Linked DNA regions of Homo sapiens: region 1 is linked to region 2. The links are chromatin loops, found by intact Hi-C in ENCODE. Cell type or tissue: MCF 10A. All regions are shown on one strand. Each heading gives the region's core, and the rest is flanking DNA. Links, peaks and the distances in the headings are about the cores only.

Evidence for each region. Peaks named below come from ENCODE experiments on the same cell type or tissue, not always from the same donor. Only the 100,000 strongest peaks of a DNase experiment are listed, where the experiment ranks them.
Region 1: it touches region 2 in a loop (6-fold over the local background); 3 of 110 quality-filtered maps call a loop at or near these places.

The regions. Positions count from the first base shown.
Region 1 is chr2:72,360,738-72,377,221 of GRCh38, forward strand. All of the region lies in intron 19 of EXOC6B (exocyst complex component 6B), which reads right to left. Among named protein-coding and RNA genes, the nearest start is that of CYP26B1, 220 kb to the left of the region's middle. In MCF 10A, for the core only: a CTCF peak has its summit at 7,368; a DNase peak (open chromatin) is centred at 7,274.
Region 2 is chr2:72,157,369-72,173,852 of GRCh38, forward strand. No RefSeq gene overlaps it. Among named protein-coding and RNA genes, the nearest start is that of CYP26B1, 18 kb to the left of the region's middle. In MCF 10A, for the core only: no CTCF peak of the experiment used is centred there; a DNase peak (open chromatin) is centred at 8,643.

The sequences.
Region 1 (16,484 bases), core at 3,130-11,129, 200 kb after region 2:
TGAAAATCAAATAAGTTGATTTCAAGTTTCTGTTGCCTTCATAATCCCATCATATTTTCTTGATAAATGCAAGGATAGTAAAAGAAATCATGGAACCTCAGGAGAATGGCGTGAACCCGGGAGGCAGAGCTTGCAGTGAGCTGAGATCACACCATCACACTCCAGCCTGGGCGATAAAGGAAGACTCCATCTCAAAAAAAAAAAAAAAAAAAAATTATGGAACTTTGACCCCTTATTCTTCTCCAAAATACTTTCCATTGCAACCCCATTCCCAGAGAAGAGTAGCATTTTGCTCTGCTATGCTCTGTCCCTTACTGAATCTTGTCTTATAACTAGGATCTACATACAACAGTGTTAAGGGTGAAAAGAAAAGTAAGAGTAGAGAAGAAAGGAATTACATCCAGAAGGAAATGTAAGAGTTTTCTAGGTAAATTCAGCAAAAACAGGGAAAACTGCGTGGTTATGCATTTTGCACTACTTCTTCAAGGATGACTAAACATAATTTTGATTGACAACTTAATTACTCTAGGACATCTCACTGGAGAAGCTTGATTTAATGTAGTAACTAGTAGTTACTTTCACAGTTTGCTGATGTAAAGGTCCCTTTGCATAATATAAACTTGAAAGGCTGCAGAAGAAAAATGCTAGTGTGGATCTGTCATATATGCTTGCCCTATGTTTCTCACCAGGGTCCTCAGGACTCTCCACTATTCCCTTTTCCTCACATTAGGAAAAGATCTGTAATGGAATGCCTGAAGCCCTGTGAGGGAATCTCGGACCAAAGGTGGATAATTAATTATACGGAACTGGAGAGGCAAGAATAGCTGGGCTCAAGTAGTGGAGAAAACAAAATTAAGTAGGCAGAGTTATGCCAATTGGTAGTTGTTGATGCCTGGTACCTAGGGTTCAGTGAGATCTCTTTATAAAGATTCTTTAGTTCTGATGTCCCAGTGACAAAACCACAAGCAAGCCTATTAAGGACTGCCTAGTTAATATTCACTAAAACATCTCACACCTGAGTCAGAGGAGAGTCAGCTATATCACAAACCTGTAGCCATTTATTTTTGTGAATATATACAAAGAGATGGAAACTTTCAAACTTTTCAGGAACTATTCGGATACTGACTTTGAGACAAAATAAATTCTCCAGGGATGATGTGATCTTTCAGTCAGAGTGAGGAGGTTAAGTAGTAAATGCTGTTCTGCCACTAGTATATATCACAATAGACTCAGTGAGACCAAGAATTTACTCTGAAGTTGTTTCCCTAAATCCTGTGTTTAGGCAAAATCTCTACATTGGTTTCCTTACCTGTAGAGTGAGGGTTATTATGGTAAGAATGGTGATATGGAAGGCTTTAGAAGCCCGTGTTCCCTTTCAAAAGAATTAAACCAAAGCATATTTAATTGACCATCAAGATCTGAGAGAATCTGATAAGATGCATTCTATCCCTCCTTTTCATGGATCCAGTTCATACTGTGAAAAAGATTCATGGATCCTGGGAAATGATGGATTACATTACATTTAAAAAGATGCAATTGTTGCTACATTTCCTTGCAAAGAAATGTGTCCTGGATTTGGTTTAATTATATTTTTAATGTACCAATCTTTTGAATAATTTAGGGAACTATGCAGATAACTGAAAACTGAAAATGTTTAACATTGTAGACCATAAATCAGTAGAAATATGAAAGAAAACACATAAAGGCATATACATAAAGAAATAATTATAATTAATTATAATAAATAACATTTCCATGGCTGTTTCAAATGATTTTATATATATTATCTCATTTGACTTTATAACAATAATGTGAGACAAATATAGCAGGAATTAGTATTTCTAGTTTATTGATGGGCTCAGAGAGGTTAAATGAATTGATTCATTCACCCTCGTGGCTTGAATTATCATACAAATATATGCTGAGGCTACCAAATCAACTCTACCATAGATTACTGCAATAGCCTTCTAACTAGTCTCTGAGGCTCCTGCAAAATGCAAGTTCCTTCCAAAAATACAAATCTAATACAGTCACCCTCCTATTTAAAATCCATGATTTCTCATCTTAACTCCAGCCTCCAACCATGGTATTTTGCATAGAGTAGGGCCCACATATATCTGCTGACTGAATGAGCAGATTACTGAATTAATGCTGGTAACAAGTGGTTGAGCTGGAATATGAATCTAGACTTCCTCATTTTGAATATGCAAAGAGAAAGCTTAGGAAATTCCAAACCCAGACACAGACTGAATATTCCTAGTGCATGAGGGATACAATAGCCTAAGTTAGATCTAGAAGTTATTAGGCAATCAACACCTGCTGGTGTTTAAATCTCAGTTTCTCTGCCAGGATCCAGTGCTCTAATGTTTAAAACCAAATATAAAACATATAAACATACTGAGATCTAAGATGAAATCCACACAAAGCAGAAAAACACAGAGGTCATTATCAATTTTTAAAGGAAAAGTGATGATTTCATCACACCTAGTAAATTTCAAGTGACTTCCATCTTAGAGTTATTGGGTTTGGTAGCCTGTCAGCAAGAATTACCTAACAATAATACTCCTGTTATATAATGGCACCCTAAGCAGTAGTTACCATCTGTAGAAAACAGCTGAACTGACTGATTGCTTGTAAAATAATCAAGCCGAGAATTAGAAAATCATCAGTTCTGGATCATACTTTTCAGGACAGCCATAGAAGTTTCACAGACAACTATCAAGAAGCAAAGTCAATTTATTATACCAAATTAAACCTAATAAATTCACAATCTGTGACAAAGTTTCAAGTACTCTGCAAAAGACCTGAGATATGCTGGATATGCTTAATATGAATTAGCAGATTTGCTAACTGCTGCTACTGATGATGATGATGATGATGATGATGATGACAAAAATAGGAGCAGCTAATAATTAGTGCATACTTAGTGCTTTACCACACAATGAAATACAGCCTTTCATGTATTATCTCATTTGATCCAAACCCTCTCATCTTTATATTGTTCAGTACTATTATTATTCCTACTTCATAAATGGAGTTGTAAGGGGTTAAATAATTTACATATGGTAACACTAAAAGTAAGTGGGAACCTGAATCCATTCTGTTGAACTGACTCTAAAATCTATATTCTTAATGACTACACTATCCTAGCTGAATATCTCAGGCTCTTGGTAGTGCATATAATACCTCTATGCATTTGGGACCTAAGAAAATGGAAGACCTGACCTCATATTCAAAAACACTCAAGGTATATTCACATTTCATCTTGTCCAGAGTTTGATTTCTTTTAGGACCTATACAGTTCTTCCAAGGACTCACAGACAAAAAGGGAAAATACCTCATGCACACACCACTGGGTAGAAAGATGTAAGTGTTAATTATCTTGTCATTTGGGACTGCTTTTATACGCCTCTGTATAGTTACTTGAATTTTATGTATCATTTCTTTAAGATTTTTTTATAGACCACTGAGCATCTAAAGAAAAAAAAATGAGGGGGGTGGTATAGGGAAAGACATAGAATAGAGTTCTTTCTTTTAAAGTAAAATAAATGTCCATGGAAAGTTTTTGACAGACAAATTACTGCCAATCAGGAATGAAACATTAAATTCTAAATCAATGAACCTTAGTGGCTCTAAAATATATGAGGAAAAAAAATTTCACTGCTGATATTATGGTTATTCGTGGACTGTCAAGCCCTTCAAATGTTGGCTTCAATCTGATTCTAAGTCTGAAAGGTTATTACAAATACCAAATGGCTTTTCAGATAAGATATTGGCTCTCTGGAACCCCTTTTACATGGTTAACAAACTCTGTTGTGTTTCCACCTTTTCATTAAATGCTCTTTTAGTCTTAACTGAAAGCTGGCTCTGCATTAAGGATGTAGATTCTCCTACGGTTCTCTCAAGAAGAAGCTGCTCATTCAAAATCAGGCCATAAGATGGGTATTATTCTTACTCTTCAGTGTTTCTCCCAGTCCATCATCACTCCTCCAGAATGTGCATGTATTTCAGCTTTATCATCCTTCATCCCTGTTTATCTCTTATCTCTGTCAAAAATCCAATCTTGTAGTTGATCATTCGCAAAAGTTCACCAGACTTTGTTATTTAACCAGTGGTATTGGTTGATTGCCTACACCAAAGCCCTTTCCTTCCTTTTCTTTATAAGAGAATGAGCTTCTATTTTTTCCTCAAAATTCAGAGAAGGATGACTTCATTCTCATCTCAAGAATCAATTTTGACTGGTTTAGCCAATCATTATGTTTTCAATCTCCTACTAAATAATTGGTTAAGACAGAGGAATGTGAAACAACTTTGGCTAATTAGAGGCAAGGAATGTGGCGGGCAACTTATAGAAACAGTTCTGTTGCTGTTATATATTATCATGTCTAGGTGAAAGGCATGGGAGTGTGCTTATTTATGAATGGTAAGATTAGAGTAGTTTTTATTTTCTTCCTGTACTTTTCTTTTTTCCCCACCATTTTCCACAATGAATAGATATTACTTTCATTAAAAAAAACCCCTAAAAATCTTGAAAAGTATTCACTTGATTCTGCTACTGGTTATGATAAACTAATAGGCACAGCACTAATCTTTCCAGTGTGAAAAAAAAATCCTGGAAACCTGGAAAACTGTACAAGGAGTCTGAAAGAACGGTTTTAGATACTGGACAAGAGGTAATGCAGAATTATGATCCCACAGACATAATGATACTGAGAGCAGGAGAGCAAGCGAGGCAAGCTAGCCTAGAGGCAGCTTCCAGGATGTGCTATAAAGCAGGCAAAGGGAGAGAACTGAAACAGAACATGGTTGTCTTACTGAGTTGAAAAGTCAGAGACTAGAGCCCAGGAGTTCAAGGCAACAAGTATTTACAGGACTGAGTATCAGAAAGGAGGATGCTACAAAAGAGAGCATCCAGGAAAACTACAGAAAGGTCCTTTCGGTATTTGGTGGAGTACTAATTTGTGTTTGTAGGGGAGGCAATTACCAAAGGCTGGAGAAAGAACCATTAGAAATGAAAAGGAAAAGAATCTGTGAAAGTCTTACAGGGATGACCATACTTTGTGTTTCCACCAGCCAGAGTTTAAAGACCTCCAAGCTATCCAAAGCATCATGCAGAATTCTCCCAAGGGTACTGCTTTAGAACTGGTGACAAATTAGACCTAGACAAAAAGCTGCTATGGACCCACTAGATACTTAAGAGCAAGTCTTGAATGAATCCAATTGCAAATAACTAAAATCCATGTGCAAACAAAATATAATATTATTTAAAGGAATACAACACAGCATCCAACAATATGAAATGTAAAATTTCACGAATCCAGTAAACAATGACCAGGATGCAAAGAAACAGGACAATATGACCTATAATCAGGTGAACAATATCAATAACCTGGAAAATATACGCATGATGGAACTGGTAGAACAGGACTGTTACATAGCTATTATAAGAATGTTCCATATGTTAACAAGGTAGAGGAACAGGAATATTATGAAGAAAGCAATGGAAGATATCAAAAAGAACAAAATGGAGTTCATATAAAAGTAAAAAAAAAAACACCTCAAATGACAAATACATTGAAATAGATAAACAGCAGATTAGATACTGCAAAAGCAAAGTTCAAAGAACTCAAAGACATCAATAGAAAGCATCCAAAATGAAGTGCATAAAGAAGAAAAGAAGATTGAAAAGAAAATAAACAGAGTATCGGTAACCACAGGACAATGTGAAGTGGTCTAAAATATATGTAAAGGAAGTTTCAGACACAAAGGAGAGATAGAAAAGATATTCAAAGAAATAATAGCCAAAGCCTTCTCAAATTTAATAAAAGGTATAAACTTGCATGTCCAAACTCAATGAATTCTAAGCAGAATTAACATAAAGAATCCCACAGAAAAGACACAGCCTAATGAAATTGCTGAGAACTAGTGAAGAAAATCTCAAAAAAGTAGAGAAAATGAGACATAATTTGTACAAAGGAACAAAGATAACAAAAAGCTTATCATCAGAAACTATATCAATCAAAAGAAAATAGTTGGAACTCTTTAAAGTGTTGAAAGAAAAAAAAAACCCTATTAACCTAGAATTCATTATACAGTGAAAACATCTTTCTGAAGATTTTACCAGAAAAAAAAAAAGTTTAGAGAATTTAATATAAGTGGAATTGCGCTATAGTGTACATTGAAGGAAGCTCCTCAGTAGAATAAAAATGATATCAGATAGAAATCTGAATCTGCACAAAGACATGAAGAATGCAGAATACAGTAAACACATGGGTAATTATGAAATATATATGAATCATTTCTAGACATTTTATAAAATAAATGAGTGTTTAAAGCAAAGATGCAGTAATAATGTATTGTGGGGTTTATAGACTATGTAGAAGTAATATGTATAACAACAATAGCACAAACAAAGGACAAAACATAGAAGAAAAACAATACTTTTGTAAGATTCTTACATTAATGCAAAATGGCATAATATTATTTTAAGGTATTCTGTGTTAAAGATGTATATTGTAAATCCAGGAACAATAACTAAAATATACAACAGAGTCTGAGCTAATAAACTATAGATCACATAAAAAAACACTGATTAATCTAAAAAAAAGCAATGAAAGAAGAAAAATGAACAAAGTATGAAAAAGGAAATATAAAATGAATAGCAAGATGGTAGATTTAAGCCCAATCATACTGAAAATTACATTCAGGAGGTGGAATAAGATGGTAGAATATATGATTACATCATTTGTCTGATTCCTCCCTCCCCAACCCCACCCCTGCAGGAACACCAAATTTTAACAACTATCTGCAGACAGAAAACCACTGGCACAAGAACCAAAAATCAGGTGAGCAATCACGCTACCTAGATTTTTACATCATATCGCTAAAAGAGACATTGAAGATGGGCAGAAAGACAATCTTGTATTGCTGACGCCACCCCTCCCCCATCCCCTGGCAGTGGTTGAACGGCCTGGAGAGTTTGTGCACTTGGGAGAGGGAGAGTGCAGCAACTGGGGGACTTTACATTGAACTCAGTGCTGCCCTGTCATAGTGGAGAAAAAATTGTGCTGGCTGGGCTCACTCAGAACCCACACATGGAGGGAACATTTGGACCAGCCCTAGCCAAAGGAGAATCATCCATTCTAGAGGTCAGAACTTGAGCTCTCAGCAAGCCTCATTGCCACAGGCCAACATGCTCTGCGGTCTTGAGTAAACTTGAAAGACAGTCTAGAACACAAGGAATGGAACTCTTAGGCAACTCTTAGTGTTGGGCTGGGCTCAGAGCCAGAGGATTAGGGTGGTATGTGACTTGGACAGTAACCCAGCCAGGGCAGCTAAGGGAATGCTTGCACCACCTCTCTGCCAATCCCAGGCAGTGCAGCTCATAGCTAGAAAATGAGTCCTTCCTTCTGCTTAAGAAGAACAGAATAATGATACAGGGGATATCACCACTGATCCCACAGAAATACAAACTACCATCAGAGAATACTATAAACACCTCTACGCAGATAAACTAGAAAATCTAGAAGAAATGGATAAATTCCTCGACACATACACACTCCCAAGACTAAACCAGGAAGAAGTTGAATCTCTGAATAGACCAATAACAGGCTCTGAAATTGAGGCAATAATTAATAGCTTACCAGCCAAAAAAAGTCCAGGACCAGAGGGATTCACAGCCAAATTCTACCAGAGGTACAAGGAGGAGCTGGTACCATTCCTTCTGAAACTATTCCAATCAATAGAAAAAGAGGGAATCCTCCCTAACTCATTTTATGAGGCCAGCATCATCCTGATACTAAAGCCTGGCAGAGACACAACAAAAAAAGAGAATTTTAGACCAATATCCCTGATGAACATCGATGCAAAAATCCTCAATAAAATACTGGCAAACCAAATCCAGCAGCACATCAAAAAGCTTATCTACCACAATCAAGTGGGCTTCATCCCTGGGATGCAAGGCTGGTCCAACAAATGCAAATCAATAAACATAATCCAGCATATAAACAGAACCAATGACAAAAACCACATGATTATCTCAATAGATGCAGAAAAGGCCTTTGAAAAAATTCAACAGCCCTTCATGCTAAAAACTCTCAATAAATTAGGCATTGATGGGACATATCTCAAAATAATAAGAGCTATCTATGACAAACCCACAGCCAATATCATACTGAATGGGCAAAAACTGGAAGCATTCCCTTTGAAAACTGGCACAAGACAGGGATGCCCACTTTCACCACTCCTATTCAACACAGTGTTGGAAGTTCTGGCCAGGGCAGTTAGGCAGGAGAATGAATTAAAGGGTATTCAATTAGGAAAAGAGGTAGTCAAATTGTCTCTGTTTGCAGATGACATGATTGTATATCTAGAAAACCCCACTGTCTCAGCCCAAAATCTCCTCAAGCTGATAAGCAACTTCAGCAAAGTCTCAGGATACAAAATCAATGTGCAAAAATCACAAGCATTCTTATATACCAATAACAGACAGAGAGCCAAATCATGAGTGAACTCCCATTCACAATTGCTTCAAACAGAATAAAATACCTAGGAATCCAACTTACAAGGGATGTGAAGGACCTCTTCAAGGAGAACTACAAACCACTGCTCAACGAAATAAAAGAGGATACAAAGAAATGGAAGAACATTTCGTGCTCATGGGTAGGAAGAATCAATATCGTGAAAATGGCCATACTGCCCAAGGTAATTTATAGATTCAATGCCATCCCCATCAAGCTACCAATGACTTGCTTCACAGAATTGGAAAAAACTACTTCAAAGTTCATATGGAAGCAAAAAAGAGCCCGCATTGCCAAGTCACTCCTAAGCCAAAAGAACAAAGTTGGAGGCATCATGCTACCTGACTTCAAACCATACTACAAGGCTATAGTAACCAAAACAGCATGGTACTGGTACCAAAACAGAGATATAGACCAATGGAACAGAACAGAGCCCTCAGAAATAATACTACACATCTACAACTATCTGATCTTTGACAAACCTGACAAAAGCAAGAAATGGGGAAAGGATTCCCTATTTAACAAATGGTGCTGGGAAAACTGGCTAGCCGTATGTAGAAAGCTGAAACTGGATCCCTTCCTTACACCTTATACAAAAATTAATTCAAATAGATTAAAGACTTAAATGTTAGACCTAAAACCATAAAAACCCTAGAAGAAAACCTAGGCAATACCATTCAGGACATAGGCATGGGCAAGGACTTCATGTCTGAAACACCAAAAGCGATGGCAACAAAAGCCAAAACTGACAAATGGGATCTCATTAAACTAAAGAGCTTCTGCACAGCAAAAGGAACTAACATCAGAGTGAACAGGCAACCTACAGAATGGGAAACAATTTTTGTAATCTACTCATCTGACAAAGGGCTAATATCCAGAATCCACAAAGAACTCAAACAAATTTACAAGAAAAAAACAAACAACCCCTTCAAAAAGTGGGCGAAGGATATGAACAGACACTTCTCAAAAGAAGACATTGATGCAGCCAAAAGACACATGAAAAAATGCTCATCATCACTAGCCATCAGAGAAATACAAATCAAAACCACAATGAGATACCATCTCACACCAGTTAGAATGGCGATCATTAAAAAGTCAGGAAACAACAGGTGCTGGAGAGGATGTGGAGAAATAGGAACACTTTTACACTGTTGGTGGGACTGTAAACCGGTTCAACCATTGTGGAAGACAGTGTGGTGATTCCTCAGGGATCTAAAACTAGAAATACCATTTGACCCAGCCATCCCATTGCTGGGTATATACCCAAAGGAATATAAATCATGCTGCTATAAAGACACATGCACATGTATGTTTATTGCGGCACTACTCACAATGGCAAAGACTTGGAATCAACCCAAATGTCCGACAATGATAGGCTGGATCAAGAAAAGTTGGCACATATACACCATGGAATACTATTCAGCCATAAAATATGATGAGTTCATGTCCTTTGTAGGGACATGGATGAAGCTGGAAACCATCATTCTCAGCAAATTATCACAAGGACAAAAAACCAAACACCGCATGTTCTCACTCATAGGTGGGAATTGAACAGTGAGAACACTTGGACACAAGAAGGGGAACATCACACACTGGGGCCTGTTGTGGGGTGATGGGAGGGGGGAGGGATATGCCTAATGTAAATGACAAGTTAATGGGTGCAGCACACCAACATGGCACATGTATATATATGTAACAAACCTGCACATTGTGCACATGTACCCTAGAACTTAAAGTATAATAAAAATATATATATATAAAAGATGAATTAGAGGACACAAAACTCCTCCTCCAAAAAAAAAAGAAGAACAGAATAAAGAGGACTCTGTCATGTGTCTTGGATACCAGTTCAGCCACAGTAGGATAGGGCACCAGGCAGAGTCATGAGGTCCCCATTTCAGGCCCTAGAACACAAATCAATAACAAGTAACAAGATTGAAACCATAATAAAAAGTCTCCCAGTAAAGAGAAGCCCAGGACCCAGTTCACTGCGAGTTCTATCAAACATCTAAAGAAGAACTAATACTAATCCTACTCAAACTGTTCTGAAAAATTGAGGAAGGAATACTTCCAAACTCATTCTACAAGATCAGTATTACCCTGATACTAAAATCAAAGACACATCGAAAAAGAAAACTACATGCCAACATCTCTGATGAATATTGACATAAAAATTCTCAACAAAATACTAGCAAACTGAATTCAACAATACATTAAAAATGTCATTCATCATGACCAAGTGGGATTTATCCCCGGGATGCAAGGATGGTTCAACATACACAAGTCAATCAATGTGATACAACATATGAAGAGAATGGAGGACAAGAACCATATGATCATTCCAACTGATGCTGAAAAGCATCTGATAAAATTCAACATCCCTTCATGGTAAAAATCCTAAAAAATCTGGGTATTAACATTACCTCAACAAAATAAAAGGCATGTATGACAGATCCATAGCTAGTATCATACTGAATGGAGAAAAACCAAAAGCTTTTTCTCTAAGAAGTGAAACACAACTAGGATGCCTACTTTCAGCATTGTTTTTCAACATAGTACTGAAAGTCCTATAGAGCAATTAAACAAGAAAAAGAAAAAAGGGTCATCCAACTCGAAAAGGAAGAGGTCAAATTATCATTGTTTGCAGATGATATTATATTTAGAAAAACCTAAAGCCTCCACCAAAAAAATGATAAGAATTGATAAATTCAGTAAAGTTGCAGAATACAGAATCAGCACACAAAAATCAGTGGCATTTCTATATGCCAACAGTGAACAATCTGAAGAAGAAATCAAAAAGTAATCCCCTTTATAATAGCCACAAATAAAAGTAAATACCTAGGAATTTACTTAGCCAAAGAAGTAAAGGATCTTACAAACTATAAAATACTGATGAAAGAAATTAAAGAAGACACACACAAAAAAATGCAAAGACATTGCATGGTCATGGATTGGAAGACACAATATTGTTAAAATGCCCATATTACCCAAAGCAATCTATAGGTTCAATGCAATTCCCATCAAAGTACCAATGACATTTTTACAGAAATAGAAAAAACAATCAGAAAATTTATATGGAAACACAAAAGACCTAGAATGGCCAAAGCTATCCTGAGCAAAAAGAACAGAACTGGAGAAATCATATTACCTAACTTCAAATCATACTACAGAGCTATAGTAATAACAACAGCATGGTACTGGCATTAAATCCGACACACAGACCAATGGAACAGAATAGAGAACCCAGAAAAGAATTCACATACCTATAGTAAATTCCTTTTAGAGAAAGGTGTCAAGAACACACACTGACTGGGCGTGGTGGCTCACACCTGTAATCCCAGCACTTTGGGAGGCCGAGGTGGGAGGATCATGAGGTCAGGAGATCGAGACCATCCTGGCTAACATGGTGAAACGCTGTCTCTACTAAAAATACAAAAAGATAGGCGGGTATGGTGGCACACACCTGTAGTCCCAGCTAATCTGGAGGCTGAGGCAGGAGAATTGCTTGAACCTGGGAGGCAGAATTGCAGTGAGCCAAGACTGCACCATTGCACTCCAGCCTGGGTGACAGAGCAAGACTCTGTCTCAAAAAAGGAACACACACTGGGAAAAAGACAGTCTCTTCAATAAATTATGGTGGGAAAACTAGAAATCCATATGCAAAATAATGAAACTAGACCCCTATCTCTTGCCATATACAAAAAGCAAATCAAAATGAATTAAAGACTTTAAAATCTAAGACTTCAAACTATGAAAGGACTACAAGAAAACATTGAGGAAACTCTTCAGGATATCAGTCTCGGAAGACTTTTTTTTTTTTTTTTTTGAGATGGAGTCTCGCTGCAATGCCCAGGCTGGAGTGCAATGGCGCACGCAGTCTCAGCTCACTGCAACCTCCACCTCCCGGGTTCAAGCAATTCTCCTGCCTCAGCCTCTCGAGTAGCTGGGATTACATGGCCAGCTAATTTTTGTGTTTTTAGTAGAGAAGGGGTTTCACCATATTGGCCTGACTGGTCTGGAACTCCTGACCTCAAGTGATCCACCCACCTCAGCCTCCCAAAGTGCTAGGATTATAGGCATGAGCCACCGTGCCTGGCCTGGGCAGACATTTCTTAATTAATACCGCATAAGCACAGGCAACCAAAACAAAAATGGACAAATAGGATCACAACAAGTTAAAAAGTTTATGCACAGCAAAGGAAATAATCAACAAAGTGAAGAGACAACCCACAGAGTAGTAGAAAATATTTGCATACTATCCATCTGGGAATTAATAACCCAAATATATAAGGAGACAAAATACTTTATAGGAAAAAACTAATAATCCAATTTAAAAATGAGCAAAAGAATTGAATAACTATTACTCAAAAGAACACATACAAATGGCAAACAGGTATATGAAAAGGTGCTCAACATAATCGATCATTAGAGAAATGTAAATCAAAACTACAATGACATAGCACTTAACTCTAGTTAAAATGTCTTTTATCCAAAACACAGGCAATAACAAATGCTGGAAAGGATGTGGAGAAAAGGAAACCTTCATATACTGTTGTTGTGAATGTGAATTAGTATAACCACTATGGAGACGGTGTGGTGGCTCACGCCTATAATCCCAATACTTTGGAAGGCCGAGGTGGGTGGATCACGGGTCTGGAGTTCGAGACCAACCTGGGCAACATGGTGAAACTCCATCTCTGCTAAAAAATACAAAAATTAGCCAGGCATGGTAGTTAAGCCTGGGAGGCAAACATTGCAGTAAGCCAAGTCATGCCACTGTATAGCCTGCGCCTCCAGAGTGAGACCCTGTCTCAAAAAAAAAATTTTTTTTTAAATCCACTATGGAGAATAATTTGGAAGTTCCTGAAAAAAGTAAAAATAGAGATATCATAAGATCCAGATCCAGCAATCCCACTGCTAGGTATTTATTCAAATGAAAGAAAATCAGTACATCAAAGAGATTTTATATCTGCACTCTCATATTTGTTGCAGCACCATTCACGATAGCCAAGATTTGGAAGCAACCTAATTGTCCATCAACAGATATATGGAGAGAGAAACTGTGGTACTTACACACAATGGAGTACTATTCAGCCACAAAAAAAGAATGAAATCCTGTCATTTGTAACAGTGATCCTGTTATTTTAATGAGCTGGAGGCAATTATGATAAGTGTTAAACCAGGCACAGAAAGACAAACATTGCATGTTCTCACTTATATGTAGGATCTAAAAATCAAAACAATTAAACTCATGAAGCTAGAGAGTAGAAGGATGGTTATCAGAGGCTGGGAAGCACAGTGTTGAGAGGGAAGGTGGGGATGGTTAATGAGTACAAAATAGTTAGAAAAATGAATAAGACCTAGTATTAGCACAACAGGGTGGCAATAGTCAAAATAATTTAATGGTACATTTTAAAATAACTAAGAGTATGATTAGATTGTAACACAAATGATAAATGCTTAAGGAGACAGATATTCCATTTTTCATGATGTGATTATTACACATTGCATGCCTGAATCAAAATATCTCATGTACTCCATAAATACATATGCCTACTAGATACCTACAAAATTTAAAAAATTACATTCATTATAAATCACCTAACCAACCCAATTAAAAATAAAAGATTGTCACACTGAATAAAAAAGCAAAACCTGACTATAAGCTGTGTACAACTTCATATTTTTTTAAAAAATTAAAAGAGAAAGATAGAAAAGAATATACTTATGCAAACACAAGGTCATAAGGAAGTTGAGTGGGTCAATACCAGTATCACAAAAAGTAGATTTTTTTTCAAATAAGACATATTACTAGGGATAAAGAGGGTCATTTCATCATAATAATAATCAGTGCATCATAGGGACATATCAGTTCTAAGTAGTATGCACCCAATAACAGAGCTTCAAAATGCATTAACCTGATAAAATGGAAACTGACAGGATTGATATTGATAAATATAACTGGAGATTTCAACTCCTCTCAGTAATTGATAAAACAAGTATAAAAAAATCAGTAGGAATACAGGAGATTTGAATAACACTGTCAATCAACTTTACCCATGTGATGTCTATAGGCTACTCCACACAGTAACAGCAGAAAACACATTCTTTCTAAGTGCAAATGGAACATTTGACTAGACCATATACTGGGTCATAAAACAAGTCTCAACAAATTTAGAAGAACTGAAATTATATAAAGTATGCTCTCTGATCAAAATGAAAGTAAATTAAAAACCTAAAACAGAAGTATTAATGTATCTAAAAATTTTCTAAATATTTGGGAAGTAAACAACACATTTCCAAATAACCCACAAGTAAAAGAAAACACAAAAGTAATTTGAAAATACTGAAATGAATAAAAATTAAAACATGACATATCAAAATTTGTATACTGTGGCTGGAGTAGTACTTAGACAATAATTTCTAATACTAAAATGCTCATATTAGAAAAGAAGATAATCTCAAATAAATTATCTAAGTTTCTACCCAAAAGAACTAACAAAAGAAGAGCAAATAAACAAAAAGTAAGCAGAAGAAAAAAACAGTAAAGGTGGAAATGAGAAAGCTAGAAATTAGCTAGGCATCTGTTAACATAGGCTCAAGCCTTCTTCATGTGGTCTCTCCACATGAGCTTGCTTAAGTTTCTTCAAGCTTGGAAGCCTCAGCGTAGCTGGACTTTTTACACAACAGCCAACCAAGATGGAAGCAGCACCATCCTTTACAGCCTAGCCTCAGAGTCACAAAGGGCCACTTCTGCCACATTCTGTTGGTTACAATCAACTCACAAGCTTGCCCAGATTCAAGGGGAGGCGAATTAGATGCCATTTCTTAATGAAGTAGTCTCAAGGTTCTAGAAAAAAAAAATGTGTTAAGGAAGATATTGTTGTAGACATCTTTGAACAATGTAATCTATATTATAGATCTGGGTTGACATATACTATCATTTCCATTTAACCTGAAAAACTACCTTTTACATTTCTGTGGTGCAAATCTGGTGACAAATTCTCTCAGCTTCTGTTTATCTGAAAATGTCTTTATTTTCCGTTTATTTTTGAAGGATATTTTCACAAGACATAGAGTTTTCATTGACAGGTTTTGTTCTGTTTTTCTTTCAGGACTTTACAGATATTCTACTGCCTTCTGGTTTGCTCTGTTTCTGATAAGTTGGCTGTAGCTCTTATCACTGTTCTTCATTATGTACTATACCTTTTCGTCTTTGGCTGCTTTAAAATTTTTCTCTTTATTATTGTTTATTTAGCAATCTGATAACAATGTGCCTCAGTGTAGCTTTCTTTGTATTTATCTTGATAAAGTTTTTTGAGCTATTTAAATTCGTGTGTTAATACTTTTTCTCAAACCTGAGAAACTTTGAACCCAGTTATGTATTAGGTCCATCTTATCTTTTAAATTACTGACTATATTAAATTATTTAAAGCCCCTGTCTGCAATTTCCAACGTATGTGTCATCAGTGGATCTATTTCTATTGTCTATCTTTTCTTCTTTTATGGGTAACATTTTCTTGCTTCTCTGCATGTCAAATTTTAGCTTTTTGCTGTAAAACTGTGTATGCTATGTGCTTGAGAGCGTGGAATTGTTTTTTTCTTCCTCATCCTTCAAAGGCTATTGAGTTTTGTTAGAAGGCATTTTTTTTTTTATCGGCAGAGTCACTTTATCTTGTGAAATTGTTAGGGTGAAGAGTAGCTCTTGGGGTTAATATCCAAAATATGTCAAAAACTCAAACTAAACAGCAAGAAAAATAACTCGATTAAAAAATGGGTAAAGGACCTGAATGGACATTTCTCAAAAGAAGATATGCATATGGCCAACAGGAATATGAAAAGATGCTTGGAATCACTAATTATCAGGGAAAGGCAAATTAAAACCATAATGACACATCAATTCATACCTAATAGAATAGCTACTATCAAAAAGACAAGAAATAACAAGTGTTGAAAAGGATGTGA
Region 2 (16,484 bases), core at 3,712-11,711:
CTGGGAAACAGCAACCTCTTTCCTTTGCCCACACATCCCGTTTAGCCTCACTTGAAAGTGATTATTTCTTTTGTTTGTTTCCCCTTAGTACTTATTTATTTATTTATTGAGACAGTCTTGCTCTGTCGCCCAGGCTGGGGTGCAGTGATGCGATCTTGGCTCACTGCAACCTCCGCCTTCCGGGCTCAAACGATTCTCCTGCCTCAGCCTCCTGAGTAGCTGGGACTACAGGCATGTGCCACCGTGCCCAGCTAATTTTCATATTTTTAGTAGATACAGGGTTTTGCCATCTTGGCCAGGCTGGTCTCAAACTCCTGACCTCAAGTGATCCACCTGCCTTGGCCTCCCAAAGTGCTGAGATTACAGGCGTGAGCCATCATGCCCAGCTTTTTCCCCTTAATACTTAGAATCTCAGGGTTATCAAGGAACTCGGAAGCTGGCAATTTCAGCCTCCACCTGAAATTTGCATTTAGAGGCTAGTGAGGACAGAAGGGCAGGTGATAGGTGAGGGAGAGGGAGGAGGATGGAGGTGCTTGGGCAAGGTCTTCACATGATAATGCTAGTTATTAAAGCACCAGCTCAGACAGCCCTGGGCTAGGTATAGCCTCTGATAGGGATGAGGCATTGCTCTGAGCAACTGTGGGGAAGCTCCCTGGCAAGACCACCAAATGGAGACCAAAGGAGCGGAGGAAAGCTGGCAAAGCTTCCTCTGCTGGGTGGATGCACACATTTTTGCTCTCACAGATGCTCCTGCCCCTGCTCCCAGAAATCCACATGATCTCTGCCCAGGACACATGCCCAGCCCCTCCCCATTCTCCATGAGTTGGTTCAGGGGCTGAGCTTCATGGCTCTGAGACTCTTGCCTGGCAGGAGGAGGGCCATCCACCACTCTCAGGACCTTCCTACCCAGAGAAGCTTGGCTGCTTTGTGAGGGACCCCACACTAGAGCACATGTGGAGAGGAAAAAGGAAGTCATGCTAGAATGGATGTGGGCGTGGTGTGGGGCAGCCTTCTCAGAAGTCCACACCAATAGGAAAAGACCCTGCATGGCCTTCTGTCTGGCCCCCAGATGTGGGATGTGGGCTTCCCCCTCTGCTTAGCCTCTGAGCTCTCCCCACCAGGACCCAGTTCCCGTGGGCCCATGGTCAGTCTGGGGGAGGCAAGCTTGACTATTATGGTGGAAGGGCAGCCCCAGGCTTAGAGCACTCATCCACTGATCCCTGCGGTCCTGTTACAAGGCTTTCTCCCACCCTTCCTGTCCCTGTTTCTGCGTCTGCCTGATCGCTCTCCACCCCCACTCCAGGGCAGCCGCAGCACTGGTTATAGAGCAACTGTGGAGACGGGGGACATTTGGGCCAGAGGCTCCTCCCAGCCCACCACATAACTAAGCAACTCAACTCAGGCCAAGGACCAGAGGAGTGAGCAGAGCTCATTCAACAGTGGAATGTGGAGTTGAATGGACCTAGTTCTGTCACTTACCAGTTGTACAGTCTTGGCCAAGTCACTTCACCTCTCTGAGGCACAATTTTCTTATAAAACTGGAGAGAATAAGTCTTGCCTTACTGGACAAGTGATAGTTGTGAGGGTCATGCACAAAGATAATGCATGCCAAGCACTTGGCAGGGTGTCAGGCACACAGCCAGTACAGATTCATGGCAAAGCCAAGGAAGCTGAAGCTTTAGGGACCCTCATATGTACAGGCTCCTTTCAAAGCCCTAGAATAATAATTTTATGTTATTTTCTTAAGGAAGTTTCCTCAAATCATACAAGCCTCAGGCTCCACAAATCCAGGGACCTGAAAGGTAGTTGTTGCCCCTCTTGTCCCACCCCATTCTCAATCCACTCAATGTGTTCCCCATCCACTGAGGGAGAGTCGCTCAGTTTGGCCAGGGAGAGTTAAAACGAGCCCAGAGCAAGGCCTCGGCCCAGATGGAAAGCTGGGGTGAAGTCACCCTTCCATGTGAAGGTTGTCCTAGGCCTGGCCTCATTACTAAACTGAGCTTGGTGCCTACTCCTCCCCACACTCTTTGCAGCAGTCAAACCAACCCAGAAACCCATTGAAGACATGCTCTGGAACTCTCCAAAGTTGTGGCCCACTCCGAGCACTGTGTCCCGATCCTGGCAGAGGCTTTGCTCCGAAAATTATGACCTCCTAGAGGAGCCAGTTCTAGGGCTGTGCTAGGCAACACGGAGGCTCAAGAATGGGCCTTAAGGAAAACAAAGGCAACTTGGCTGCTTTCTCGATTAGCACCCGTTCCCTAAGGAGGCTTGGAGGGAGTGGAGACACAGGGCTCCCTCCTCAGTGTCTGAGAGATGGATGGGGCTGATTTTTTCCACGATCCCTCCCCATAAATCTGATTTGGCCCCTCATCTGTCTAGGCCAGTCTCCATGGAGGTGTGCGGTAGTGATGAATGGGCTGCCTGACTAATGTGACTGTGGTGGCAGGGACTGGGGAGGGGCTGTGCCCTGATGGATGGTCCTCATGAGGGCATATTGCATTAGACACCCATAATGCAATCAGCAGGGCCATTACGATACCAATTTGTTGCTCCTCCTTACCAAGGTGGGGCAGTGGATCTGGAAGATTAAGGAGGATGTCAGGACTTTGGAGACACTTGGGGGGATTTTGAGAGGGGGCAAGATTTCCCTGTTGGGGGCTATTACTAGGGGAATAATATGGAGCCAACGAAAGTGTAAGCTGAAAAGGGAAAACAAGGGAAGTGAGGCCCAGAGAGGTGTGACCTGTCTAAGGTCACTTCTGGAACCAGAAGGAAGAAGTGGAATTAGAACTTGAGTCTTCTGCTTTCTGTGCCAGCGTAGCCAGGGATGGAGGAGGGAATGGGCTAGGAGGGGAGAGACAACCTCACTCTGGCCTCGCTGCTGCTGGAGGCCTTCCCACCCCTCAAGAGGTTTACTGAGATGGGTGACACCAATGACTGCTTCTCTTCCAAAAGAAGGTAGTACACTGTGGGTCCCTGTGGAGGGCACCCCACCGAGGGCACCATTCCAGACTACCCACCGCTGTGCTGCCCCTCCTACCTACACTCGTTCTGATCTCTGTATTTTTCTCCTGTAATTTTAAAGTAGGTGTCTAAACATTACACTGTCCAAGTCTTTCCTTATCCTTTTTAAAACAAAATGTTCTTTCCTGCTTAAAAGCTGTTAGCAGCTGCCTGTTGCCTTTCAGGATTGGGGGCCATCACCCGGGCCGCACTCTGACTGCAGCCTCTGTCCCAGCCTCAGCTCTGGGCTCCCTTGGCCTCACCCAGCTTCTTCTGTGAAGAAAGCATACCATGCAGCTTATACTCATAGGGCCTTCATTTAGACCGGATGGGTAGGAAGGTGATCATCATACTACTCAGTTTAACATTTCAGCCAGTGCAGGCTTTACTCTAGTTTCCTTTTCCTCTTCAATTGCCAGCCCCACTCTTGATCCTCAGCTTCTGCCCCTAGATACACACTCCATTGTGTTGATGTATGGCCCTGGTGGTGGATATGTATCCTTAAAAACAGTGCTGTCTTATGTATGGATGCCTTTTTAACTTTCATCAATGATCTTGCACTATACAGCTCTCTTGTTTGGATCTTTAAAGACATTTAACACTGTTTTGAGATTTTTTCATGTTGCCTCATGTACTTCTAGTTTATTACTTCTGACTGCTGCAAAATATTCTCAAATATGAGTGACAGACACCTAGATTGCCTCCAACTGCTCATTTCTACAGTGGCAGTGAATTCATTTTCTCCACGTGTTTAACCAGGAGGGAACTTACCAGGTCCTTGGGGACGTGTGTACAAGTTCTGCCGGGTGACTCTCCAGAGGGCTGCTCTAGTCCAACACTTCAGCAGCTCACAAAGGTGCCGCCTCCCTCATCCTCAACTTGCATGATTCCACTGTCTGATTTGTCAGTCTGACAGGTGTAAAGTGCCCTAAGCCTTTACACATAGCAGTTACCGCTGCTCTGAACATCTTTCCTTTTAATATCATTCTGCTTTAAACATCCTCCTTTCACTGCCTGGTAAACTCCTACTTATCTTTCAAAATCCAAATCTAGTATCATATTCTTTGTGAAGTTTTCCAGTTTGCCATTCCTTCCTTGGTGCTACAGAACATCCTGTGCAGACCATCCTAGTAATTATATCACTGTAAGCCTTTCCTTCTTTCTCATTTATACAACCGCCACCGCCCCCCCCACCACCCCGCCCCCGTCAACCTTGTCAATTAAGGCAGAAATGGTTCCTGCCTCAGGAAACCATGGGGTAGGGGGAGAGAGGAGGTGAGGAAGGAGTGAGGTAGATTGTATAGGTAGGAGCTGGGAAGTCAAGCAGTTAATTATATAAGCCTTTCTCTTGATGGATTCAAAGGACTTTAAATACTGAAATTGTGCATTCTTCTTCATGGTTCCAGTGTCTATGCTGTCAATAAGTGTTTCTCTGAATAAATTATCTCTTAGGTACTTCAGGATCTCACTCAATTCTATCTCAAACAGCTTTATCTTAGCTATTTCTAAATGTTTCTCCCCTTCTGTCTATAACCAAGCCAATATCTCTCTTAGCCTAGAAAGACTTTCTCTTAATGCCAATGAACTCCAGGCTGACATTTCACAAAGGATGGGATGCAAAGGAAAGAGCATGGTAATTAGAATTAAAAGACTCTGGGGAGTTCATGTACCCTTTCTTACACAATGGAGCTAGGTTTGTTGTTTTACACAACCATGCGACAGCACTGTGCATCCATTCTCTTTCCTTCACCAAGCTTCCAAAAAATATCTTCACACATGTCCAAAATTGAATTCCCCATCTTCCTTCAAACCAATCCTCCTCTGGAATATTTTGCTTTAGCAACTCTATCATTTTCCCACCTCCCTGGCTACTTAGTGAACTAGAAGTGCATTAATTCATTAATTCACCTTTCCAGTTGATACTTAAATATGCTCCTCATCTCCATCCTCATTTGCACTGTTCTCAGAGTAGAAGAATCTTCAGATTGGGTATGAGTTTGTTTAGAGACAATGTGTACAATTTAAGTCGTCTGGTAACCTGTTTTGGTAGGTTACATCCCACCCTAACTGCTTCTCCATCTACAGACTCGTCTGACATGTTATAGGAATTGCAAATCATCAATGACCAGCACTCTAGCTATCTTCCCCTGCTCCAGATGAAGTTAGTTTTACAAGTTTTGTCAAGAAACAGATAACCCTTGATACACTAAAGCAAAGAGAGGAAGAATAAGATTTCTCAAAAAATTATTCCTACGTACCAAAACAAAACCTTTTGAAGGCAGCATAGAAACAGTTATGTACGTGGCTGGGCATGGTGGCTCATGCCTGTAATCCTAGCACCTTAGCAGGATGAGGCGGGAGGATTGCTTGAACCCAGGAGTTTGATACCAGCCTAGGCAATATGGTGAGACCATGCCTCTACAAAATATTTTTTAAAAGTTAGCTGGGCATGGTGGTGTGCACCTGTAGTCCCAGGTACTCGGAAGGCTGAGGTGGGAGGATTGCTCAAGCCTGGGAAATTGAGGCTGCAGTGAGCCGTGATTGTGCCACTGCATGCACTCCAGCCTGGTGACAGAGTGAGACTCTGTCTCAAAAAAAAAAAAAAAAAAAAAAAAGCAAAGAAACAGTTAAGTACAGACAAATATTATGAATATTTATATAAGAATCCTAAGTTAAATGTTACCAAGTAAAATACAGATGTTTGCTAAAATAATAAGATATTTTGATTAAGCGTGGCTGAAATAATAAATGAGCCAAAAGATGTTTCAACTTAGGATTTTACTATATTAAAAGGTAAGGGAAAAAAGTGATTTCAATAGAGGCTAAAAAGAAGTATTTGATAAAATTCAACACTAATTTCTTTTAAAAGCTAACAGTAAAGTAGGAAGAGCAGAAAACTCCCTTAACTTGATAAAACTATAGCAAGTCTCACAATTAATAACTAACTTAGAAGCACTTCCACTGAAGCAAGGAGAGACAAGTTCTTACCATTACCACCATTATAAAACACTGTCTGGTTGTCTTAGCCAATTAAATCAGAAAAAAATCAGAAATGCAAGGAAAAATCTAAAGCACAAATATATAAATATTAGTGATAGATCTTGAACCACTTTCTCAACTTCTTTCATGACTATTGCTCTTTTGGAGTGTTCTGTGTTTTCCTGGTTCAATTCAGGTAATACTTATTTTTCTAGAAGCATAATCCATCTTCCTTTAGGTTTACAGATTTATTTCCACAAAATTATATAAAGTATCCTCAACATTATTTATATGGATATTAGGACTATCTACAATAGAATTTTCCAGGGAATCAACTGCAAACCTATTAGATCTGATAAAAACATGCAATAACTTCTTTGGATACATGATGAACATAATCAATAGCTTCCTTATGTGTTTATAACAATAAACTTGGAAATATAATTTCAAATATATAACAAATAATGTGCATATTCATGTGAATTCATTTGAGTAATGTGAATTCATGAGTCATGTAAGACTTATGGGAAGAAAACATAATCCTTTGTGAAATACATAAAAAAGGACCTAAATAGAGACTTACCATGTTGGGATGTCAGTTTCCCCCAAATTTAATAAATTCAATGTAATCCTAATCAAAATCCACAAGAGGTTTTCAAAATGATACTTCACTAATTCTGAAGCTCATCTGTGAAACTAAACACACAAGGAGAGACTAGACATTTTTGAAAAAGATCAATAGTAGAGACTTTCTCTATTAAATATCAGAACATATTTTAAGGTTACATAAATTATAATGATCTCAAATTGGCACAGAAATAGACCAGTAGAATATAGAGTCTAGAAACAGACCCATGTATTGCAAAGCAGTGAGGAATGGGTTGACTGATAATAATAAGCACTTAGGATCTTCAGATAGCCATTTGAAAAAAAAGGTTATATTTGCATTTTATATAACCCCAAATAAAATCTAGATAGATTTAATATTTAAATATAAAATGAAACTAAAATATTTTTATAATCTGGTGGTAGTGGTGGGTGAGAAAGCTTTCTTATGTAAGATATAAAACTCAAGAGCTTAAAGGAAAAGACTGATGATTAAACTATATTAAATTTCAAATATCTGTCTGATGAAAGATGCCATAAACAAACATTACAAATAGGTGAAAGTGGGAAGTATGGGTTAATAATTATGAAACTGTATGCAAGGGTTGAATAACTAAGTAAATGGCTAGTATATGGCAGGAGACAGGATCTCACTCTTGGAGAGAGATAAGCAATAAGGAAAGACTAGAATGATCCCTGGGGTACTGGATTACATTTGGAGACATCAGTATGAATTCAAGTTTTATATATATATAGAGAGAGAGAGAGACAGAGAGAGAGAGAGAGAAAGAGAGAGAGAGTATGCCTCATAACACAAACACACACAGAGATGTACAGATACAGAAACAACTAGAAATATTGTATATACATGCATTATCTTACATAATACAGTATCTAGCTGTCTGCTGAGAGCATAAAAGCAATGACACCCCAGGAGCAATGAGCATACCCAGCACCCAGATCTTGATTTTAAAATACCCCTCTTCAATAAAAGGAACCAGTGCTCCATGAAGAACTGGTTAATGCTAGGGCTAGGACAGGGAAAGTACAAGATAATCTTGCAGCATCTTGAGTATCATAGAGCAAGGAAATCATCAAAAAACAAAAGGATAAGGGTATGTCAAAGGCACACAAGAGCCAGTCTGAAAGAGTTCCCAGTGACCAAACCTGGAATAATTTAAGTAACAAAATAGGTAAGTAACATGGAATTGGATTATAACCCAAAGGATAGAATAAATACGTAAGGCAAAGGATAGCTACATAGATCAATGGGAGAGAACTGAGATTCCAGATATAAAGCCATACATCTACAATTAATTGATTCTTAGCATGGATGCCAAGACCATTCAGTGGGAAAGAACAGTCTTTTCAACAATAGTGTTTGGAAAACTAATATAATTTGAATTGTTCATATACAAAAATCAGTTCAAAGTGGATCAAAGACCTAACTGTAAGAGCTAAAACCATAAAACTCTTAGAAGGAAACAAAGGCATAAATCTTCTTGACTTTGGATTAAGCAGTTCTTTCTTAGATTCTTAGATATTATACCAAAAGCACAAGCAACAACAAGAAAAAAATGGATAAATTTGGACCTCATCAAAATTTAAAACCTTTTGCATCAAGGATACTGTCAAAAAGTGAAAAGACCCATAGAATAGGTTAAAATATTTGCAAATCATATATCTGATAAGGATCTAAAATCCAGACTATCTGAAGAACTCTTACAAGTCAACAATTAAAAAACAAATTGCCCAATTTAAAAAGAATTTGAATACGATATAAAAATGGTCATCATCATGACCATTTTTATATCACATATATTGTATATATTGACCATTTGTATATCAAATGGTCATGGAAAAATTCTCAACATCATTAGTCATTAGGGAAACTCAAGTCAAAACTACAGTGAGGTGCCTCTTCACACCCACTAGGATGACTATTACTTAAAAACATAAACAAAAAAATGGAAAATAGGAAGTGTTAGCAAGAATGTGGAGAAATTGGAACCCTCATATATTGCTGATGGGAATAGAAAATGAAGCAACTGCCTTAGGAAACATTTTGGCAGTTTCTCAACAAGTTAAACATAGTTACCGTATGACACAGCAATTTCACTCCCAGGTATATACCCAAGAGAATTGAAAACACATGTTCAAACAAAAACTTGTATACCGATGTTCATAGTGGCATTATCAGTAATGGCCAAAAAGTGGAAACAACCCACGGGCTCATCAATGGATGAATGGATAAACAAAACATATACAATGAAATATTATTCAGCCATAACAGATATGAAGTACTGAGTATGCTACAACATAGATGAACCTTGAAAACATTATGCTAAGTGACAGAAGCCAGGCACAAAAGGTTGGATATTATATGATTCCACTTATATGAGATGTCCAGAATAGGCAAATTCATAGAGAGAGAAAATAGATTAGGGAGAGGGGAAGAGGGGAATTGGGAGTGATTACTAATAGGTATAGAATTTCCTTTTGGGAGGATGGACATCTTCTGAAGTTAGACGACGTTGGTTGCATAACATTGTGAATATACTGTAAACCACTGAACTGTATGCTTTGAAATGGTGAGTTTTATGTTGTGAGTTACGTCTCAATAAATACAAAAAGAAAGCCCAAAATAAGTGCCAAAAATCCATATAAGTTCATACTAATATAAATAAGTGACTTAAATTATTGGTCAAATAAACAAACAGTATTGAAGAGACAATTCTTTCTTACAGAAGAATTCCAAATAATTTATTGAGAGAGTCTTTGTGGGAGGTAAAGCTTAACCCTCCTGCCCTTCCCTGCCCCTTCAGTATAGGCTGCAGTTAGTGATTTGCTTCTAATAAATAGAATCTGGAAAGGGAAAAGTAGTAATTTTATAGTGGAGAAACCTGGCAAATGCTGCCTTAACTAGTGATGAAGGTTAACATCACCAGTGATGTCATGTGAATGTCATGTATACACTGATATATGATAAGGAAGTCACTTTGCCTTTGGTGTATTCTTTCAAAAAATCCATAGGCCCAATCTAATCAAGAGAAAAACTTCAACACAAAGTGAGGGACATTCTACAAAATACCTATCACTCCTAAAAACTGTTAAGGTCATGGGAAAGAAAGAAAGACTGAGAAACTGTCACAGACCAGAAGACACTAAGGAGATATGACAGCTAAATGCAATATAGTATCCTACACTGAATCCTGGAACACAAAAAAAACATTACTGGAAAAGCTGGTGAAATCTGAATGAAGTCCTAGTTAATACTATGTGCCAATGTGGTATAAAAAGTTTTCACAAGTGTACATTGTAATGTAAGACGTTAAAATAGGGCTTACTGAGTGAGTAATATCTGGAAACTCTCTACCACTTTGCAACTTATCTCTAAACCTAAAATTAGTCCAAAATAAAAAGTTTATTTAAAAGGAAGTGGAAGACTAGGAGAAAATATTTGCTCATATGTACTGAACAAGTATGTAATTATCATCAAGAGGATCAATGGGTCAAGGATCTTGTGACAGACCCCATCTCTTGACAACATTCATTTCCCCCTCATCTCCCTGCAGAAAGCATTCAGACTGGCTCAAATAGTGGTGAAGATACCTTGATATCATGCCCCTATTCTATCCATTTATCTTTCCATTCATGCATACAATCAGTTCATTCAACAAAATTTCTTAAGCATATTTTATGTGGCAGAAACTCTTCTAGATACTGCGGATAAAGCTATGAATAAAACATCCTGCTTACAGCTGCAGGAACTTACAGGGTATGAACCATGACTGGTATTAACCAGACATGATGATCTTACTCCTTCTGGTCATGACTGGTTTGGGGGTGCCCATGTGATCCAGTTCTGGCCAAAAAGATGTAAGAGGAAGTAATATGAAGAGATAATTTTAAATAATAATTTACATTCTGGAGGCTGAGGTGGGAGGATCACTTGAGCCCAGAGGTTTGAGGCTGCAGAGAGTTATGATTATGACACTGCACTTCAGCCTGGGTGACAGAGCAAGACTCCAGCTCTAAAAATAAATATAAATAAATAATTTTGAGAATACTTACATAATTTTAGGGTAAAAAGTAAATCTGTAAGCCTAAGTAAAGATGGAAATCATAGGCTTTTAAGAAAGGGATTCAGCCTGCGTGGCTCTTTATCTCTTTGCTTTTCTTCCTTCTTCCTGCCTGGAAAGTGAATGTGATGTCTGGAGGTGAAGCAGCTTTTCTGTGCCTATTAAAGGATAAACATACTAAGGATGACAGAACAGAAAGACAGAGAGTGTCTAGGTCTCTGCTGCTCCAGTCCTGTATTGTTTATGCTTAAACCTCCAGAATTCCTCAAACTTCAAAAAACAAAAACAAAACAAAAAAATTCCAAAAGCCCCCAAACCAGAAAAAGCCCTACCCATTTCTTCACTGCACTCATATGACATTTTGAATGAGTAGCTGAACACACTTCTAATTGATGAAGTTATCAACAGGCAATTTATTGATAATAACTAAAAATGGCTGAGATGTGGAAAGATGATTCAGCCCAACAGAAACTGGCAATTGAAAATTAATATGCCATTTTTCCTCACTCCAGTTTCCTCACGACAGTCTTATTGAGGGTGTGGGGAAGTGGACCTTCTCCCATGTTGTTGGTAAGGGTATAAACTGGTACAGCCTTTTTTTTTTTTTTTTTTTAAAGACAACTGACATTACTGATCTACAGAATGTTTGTATATATGCAAAAAGATATCAAAGATGTTTGCTTCAGTAGTTCTTGTAATGATTAGCAAGTGAAAGAAAGTTAAATAATGAGGAAATGGCTAAACAAATTAAGATACAGTCATACTGAGGAATACTATGCAGCCACTAAAAAGACCGAGAACGTTATGTGGAATACAAATCTATTTGTGAAAACATTTCAACATTTTGCTATATTCATTTAATTTTTAAAAAAGAAACTAGACTTTATAAAGTTAAAAAGCCTACTTTGTACCCCCATGTCCCTCATTTTTTTCTCCCTCTGCAGGGATAACTACTATACCAAATTTGGTGTTTATCATCTTCATGCACGTTTTAAAGTTTAAATTGTATTGTATTGTTATCTATAATTTAACTTACTTTTTTAAAAAAGTCAATAACTTTAAAAAATGTTTATTCATGTTGACCCATGTAGGTATAGTTCATTTTAACTGCTGTGTAGTATTCTATTAGATTAATAGAATATCTATTTTCCCACTGATGAACATTTAGGTTATTTCTAATTATTCATCATTATAAACAGTGCTGTAATAAACATTCTTGTACATGTCTCCTTGTGCACATGTGGATAGATTTCTCTAGGATATGCACATGTTTAATTCTACTAGATACAGGTCCACAATATGTTGTTCAAAACCTCTGGGGCCAGTTATGTTTCAGGATAAGACTTATTGAATTTTAGGAAGGCAATATGGCATATGTGCCATATATAACACCCTCAGTAGGGTTTGGGAAATAGACATAATCAAATATGTTACTTTTTCTGTGTTGAAAAGTATAAATATCCACATTAAGTGGGATAAATACAGATGATAAATAACTTCCCATTAGGTCAGATTTTGCACCAAATCAGTAAAGAAAGAATGAGCTTTTTCAATTTCTGAATTGCCAGTAAGGGATTTGGATCTGTAACACCAAGCTTCTCTGTAAAGTAGGTGTATTCATTTATCTTCCCACCTTTATGAGATCTTGTTTCTACATATCCTCATCAATAATTGGTAATATCAGACTTTAAGATTTTTGCCAATCTGATAGATGAGTACATACTACTTTCGTAATTAAAACAAAAAAGAACACATAGAACACGAATGAAGAGATCTCATTTTTAACAGTACTGAAAACATAAAACATTCATGATTGTACTAAGTAAGACATGTGAAGAATCCAAATGCAGAAAATGTTAAACTGTTTGAGGAATGTGAATATGACGAGTAAATGGACAGGGCCTTTGTGTTACAAATATGTCCTTAACCTATAAATTATTTTATAAATTCAATGCAACTCCAATGAAATCACAATAGAACACTGGAAATGAAAAAAATTATAAAATTAACCTGGAAGAATAAATATCTGGGAACATTCTGAAAGAGGAAAGTATGGTGTATTTCCTCTAATAGGAATGGGCTATTAGATATTAAAACAGACTACAAAGATATGGTAATTAAAACAATTTGGTAATGGCTCAGAAACAGAATGATCATGACACCATAAAGAAAATCCAGAAATAGACCAAAGATAAATATGAATTAAATATATGATAAAGATGACATTTTAAAATTAATCAATGATGTTGCAGACAACTAGTTAGCCATTTGGAAAAAAGAAAAGGCTGGATCCCTATCATGCTCCTCACATCAAAGGAAATTTCAAATTGATAAATGATTAATATATTAAAAATGAAATATCAGAAGAATACATGGTACAATATTTTTATAATTTTGAAGTGGGGAAATCTAAGTATCACATGAAATCTAAACATCATAAAGGAAAAGCCTTGTAATTTGACATTTCAAGAATGAAAAACCGGCCAGGTGTGATGGGTCACGCTTGTAATCCCCAGCACATTGGGAGGCTGAGGTGGGAGGATCGCTTGAGTCTAGGAGTTTGAGACCAGCCTGGGCAACAAAGTGAGACCCCTATCTCTACAAAAAATAAAAAAAATTAGGTGGGCATGGTGGTACATGCCTGTAGCATCAGCTACTCAGAAGGCTGAGGTGGGAGGATTTGCTTGAGCCAGGGAGGTCAAGGCTGCAGTAAGCCTTGATCATGCCACCACACTCTAGTCTGGGTGACAGAGTGAGACCTTGTCTCAAAAAAAAAAAAAAAAAAAAAAAGAAGAAGAAGAAAACAAAAACATTCTATACAGCAAAAAACACCACATAGTGAATATTGTGGCTGTCTCCTCCACATTCTTTCCACCGTCTTCCCCATTGTGTGGCTGCTATGCAGTTTGTTTGGGGGTAGGTATCCATACCTCCTTACTCTAAATTCCAAGGGTGAGACTTGATTGTTTTAACCTATGGAGGTAATCTTCTTGCCCTTGCCACAGTGATTGGTTCAAGTAACCCTGATAAAAGCAGTAAATTCATGGCATGCTCCTGATAAAAAAGAATGACATATAATCCAATTTAGGGTTCTCAATATTGGAGGCTTATTGGATTAAAAATTCCTTGTTCTTTTAAGAGAGCCACTGGAAGTTTCTGCACAATGTAGTGCGGGGATGTGAAATCTAGAAAAATGGCAGCCATTTAGGCACCATGAGGGAAGTAAGATTTAGGATGGTCTTCTTACCATAAAAGGCAGAGTAGAGGGGAGGAAAGGAAACAGACTTCACATTTTTTTAGTCATTGAATCATACTAACCCTGAATCACCTCTGGATTTTCAGCCAGTAAATATTTTCTGAGTTGGGTTTTTGTTACCTGCAAAATAAAGGGTTCTAACTAATATGAACCAATGAACAAACTCAAAAGACAAACTGGGAAAATATGTGCAATGCAAATGACAAATAGCTAAAATCCCTAAAACAAAGAACTACAAATCAATATGAAAAGAAAATAACCTAATTTTTTAAAAGGCAGACTATCTCAATAGTTCATACAAAAGGAAATACAAATAACAACCAAACAATATCAATAGATGCTTAAGTTCACTATAAATTAAAGAAAAGTAAATAAGAACAAAGGAAAATGATTTTTCACTTGAAAGGCTGACAAAAATGGAAAGAAAACATTAATATTACTTAGGGCTGAGAATTCATAGGGAGACAGATTCTCTCATAACCTATTGGAGAAAGTGTAAATTGGTGATTTTCAAAAGAGTAATTATATACTTTCTATTAACATTTAAATACTCATAGGTTTTTGGGGTTTTTTGTTTTGTTTTGTTTTGTTTTTTGAGATGGAGTCTCATTTTATCACTTAGGCTGGAGTGCAGTGGCCCGATCTCAGCTCACTGCAACCTCCGCCTGCAAGGTTCAAGTGATTCTCCTGCCTCAGCCTCCCAAGTAGCTGGGATTACATGTGCCCGCCATCAGGCTGGGCTAATTTTTGTATTTTTAGTAGAGATGGGGTTTCACCATGTTGGCCAGGCTGGTCTTGAACCTCTGACCTCAGGTGATCCACCTGCCTCGGCCTCCCAAAGTGCTGGGATTACAGGTGCGAGCCACTGCACCTGGCCAATATTCATAGCTTTTAACCAACCAATTCCACTCCTGAAATTGTATGCTATGGTAATACCTAAGCAAGTAGGCAAAGATGTATACAAATATCTTGCAGTATTGTTTATAAGAGTGGAATACTGGAAGCATTCTAAATATTCATCAATTCAGAACTGGTTAAATAAACTCATGGTACATTCATGCAATGAAAGATCTTTATGGGCTTCATAAAGGATGAAGAAATTCTGTATGTTGCCAATAAAATATATTTAAGATAAATTAAGTAAAAAGTAAAACTGTAATATAATACACTATGATTATAATTTTTTGTGACGGTATATACAGATTAAAATAATTAGATAGAATATCATCACACTAACTGTTACTAGTGTGATCACTGTTATGATCAGATGTGGGAAATGGGATTAGGGTTCAGTGGGGAAAGCCCTAATTCTGTCGGATACCCACATACTCATACACAATACTCATCTACACACACATTTATCACTACCACCAGGACCACATCCTGCCCATCAGGAATTAAACTGCTACTTTGGTTTCTCACCTGACTCTTAACCTGTTGTCAACCTGCTCCCTACTCTGTGGCATGACAAGGGTAGGATGGTACATGTTTGTTGAAAAATTTAAAACCACAATAAAGCAGACTAAAAGTTGGCTTGCTTTTTTATTATCTACTCTATGTTGGCAATTCTAAACAATGCCAATGGCAAAATAGCCCTCCCAGCAAGGGTACTGCTCTCACAACCCCCACGTTTGCACATGACTGCCCTTCTGAAAATCTCATTCATTTGACCATGAGTGCCCATGTGCCATTTGCTGGGCTAGGTGCTGCCCATCTTTGCCTCCGTCTCCAGTGTCCAGACCACCAATGAATTCCCACTTAGCTCCTGAGACGGTTACATGAAAATGCCTTCCCTAAAATCTTGGGAAAAAGCCTAATGGTTGCTTAAAACTGGCTATCTGAAAAGCCTTTGGCTTGTCAGTCATAGGCCCCTTACAAGTACCCACGGAAAAGATGTTTCCCCAGCAGGCTTCTCTGGAAAAGGGGATCACTGGAGAGGGCAGGGCCTTACTCCATCAGCTTTAAGAATAAGCACCCCATGGAATAAAAAGAAAGCCATCTACCCAGCATAACCTGAGCCTTGTAACAGAGAGGGGAGTGTGTGGGAAGAACAAGAGGCAGATCCAATTAATTACCCTTAGAAGCAAAGGTAAAAGTTGAAGATTACGAGACCCATTTACAGGAGGAAATAGACCCATCATTGAGCCTAGAGAATGGGAGGATTGTTTAGGGCCAGAAAAGCGTCTCAATGTTCAGATTCCATTCCTTTTCTGGAGCTTTGGAAAGAGGAAGGTCATAGCTTGGGCTTGGAAGTTACACTTAGCAGTGGGTTCAGACTGGTAGGAGGGGGGTGCTGCTGTCTTGGGTCCGATTCTGGGCCCCCAGCCGGCCCCCACCCTGAGGAGATAGAAGCTTCTATCTTCTCTAGGGGCTGGCCAAGGAGGGGGTACCCCCTGCAAGAGGCCCATCCATTACCATCACAACAGCTGATGTCACAGACCCTACAAAGCAGCTGGGGCCCCAAATGCAGAGTAACCCTAACCCCACCAGCGATTGAAACAGATAGAGGGGTAGCTCTCCCACACAATGCCTGGCCCTCACTCCTCTCCTCCTCCTCC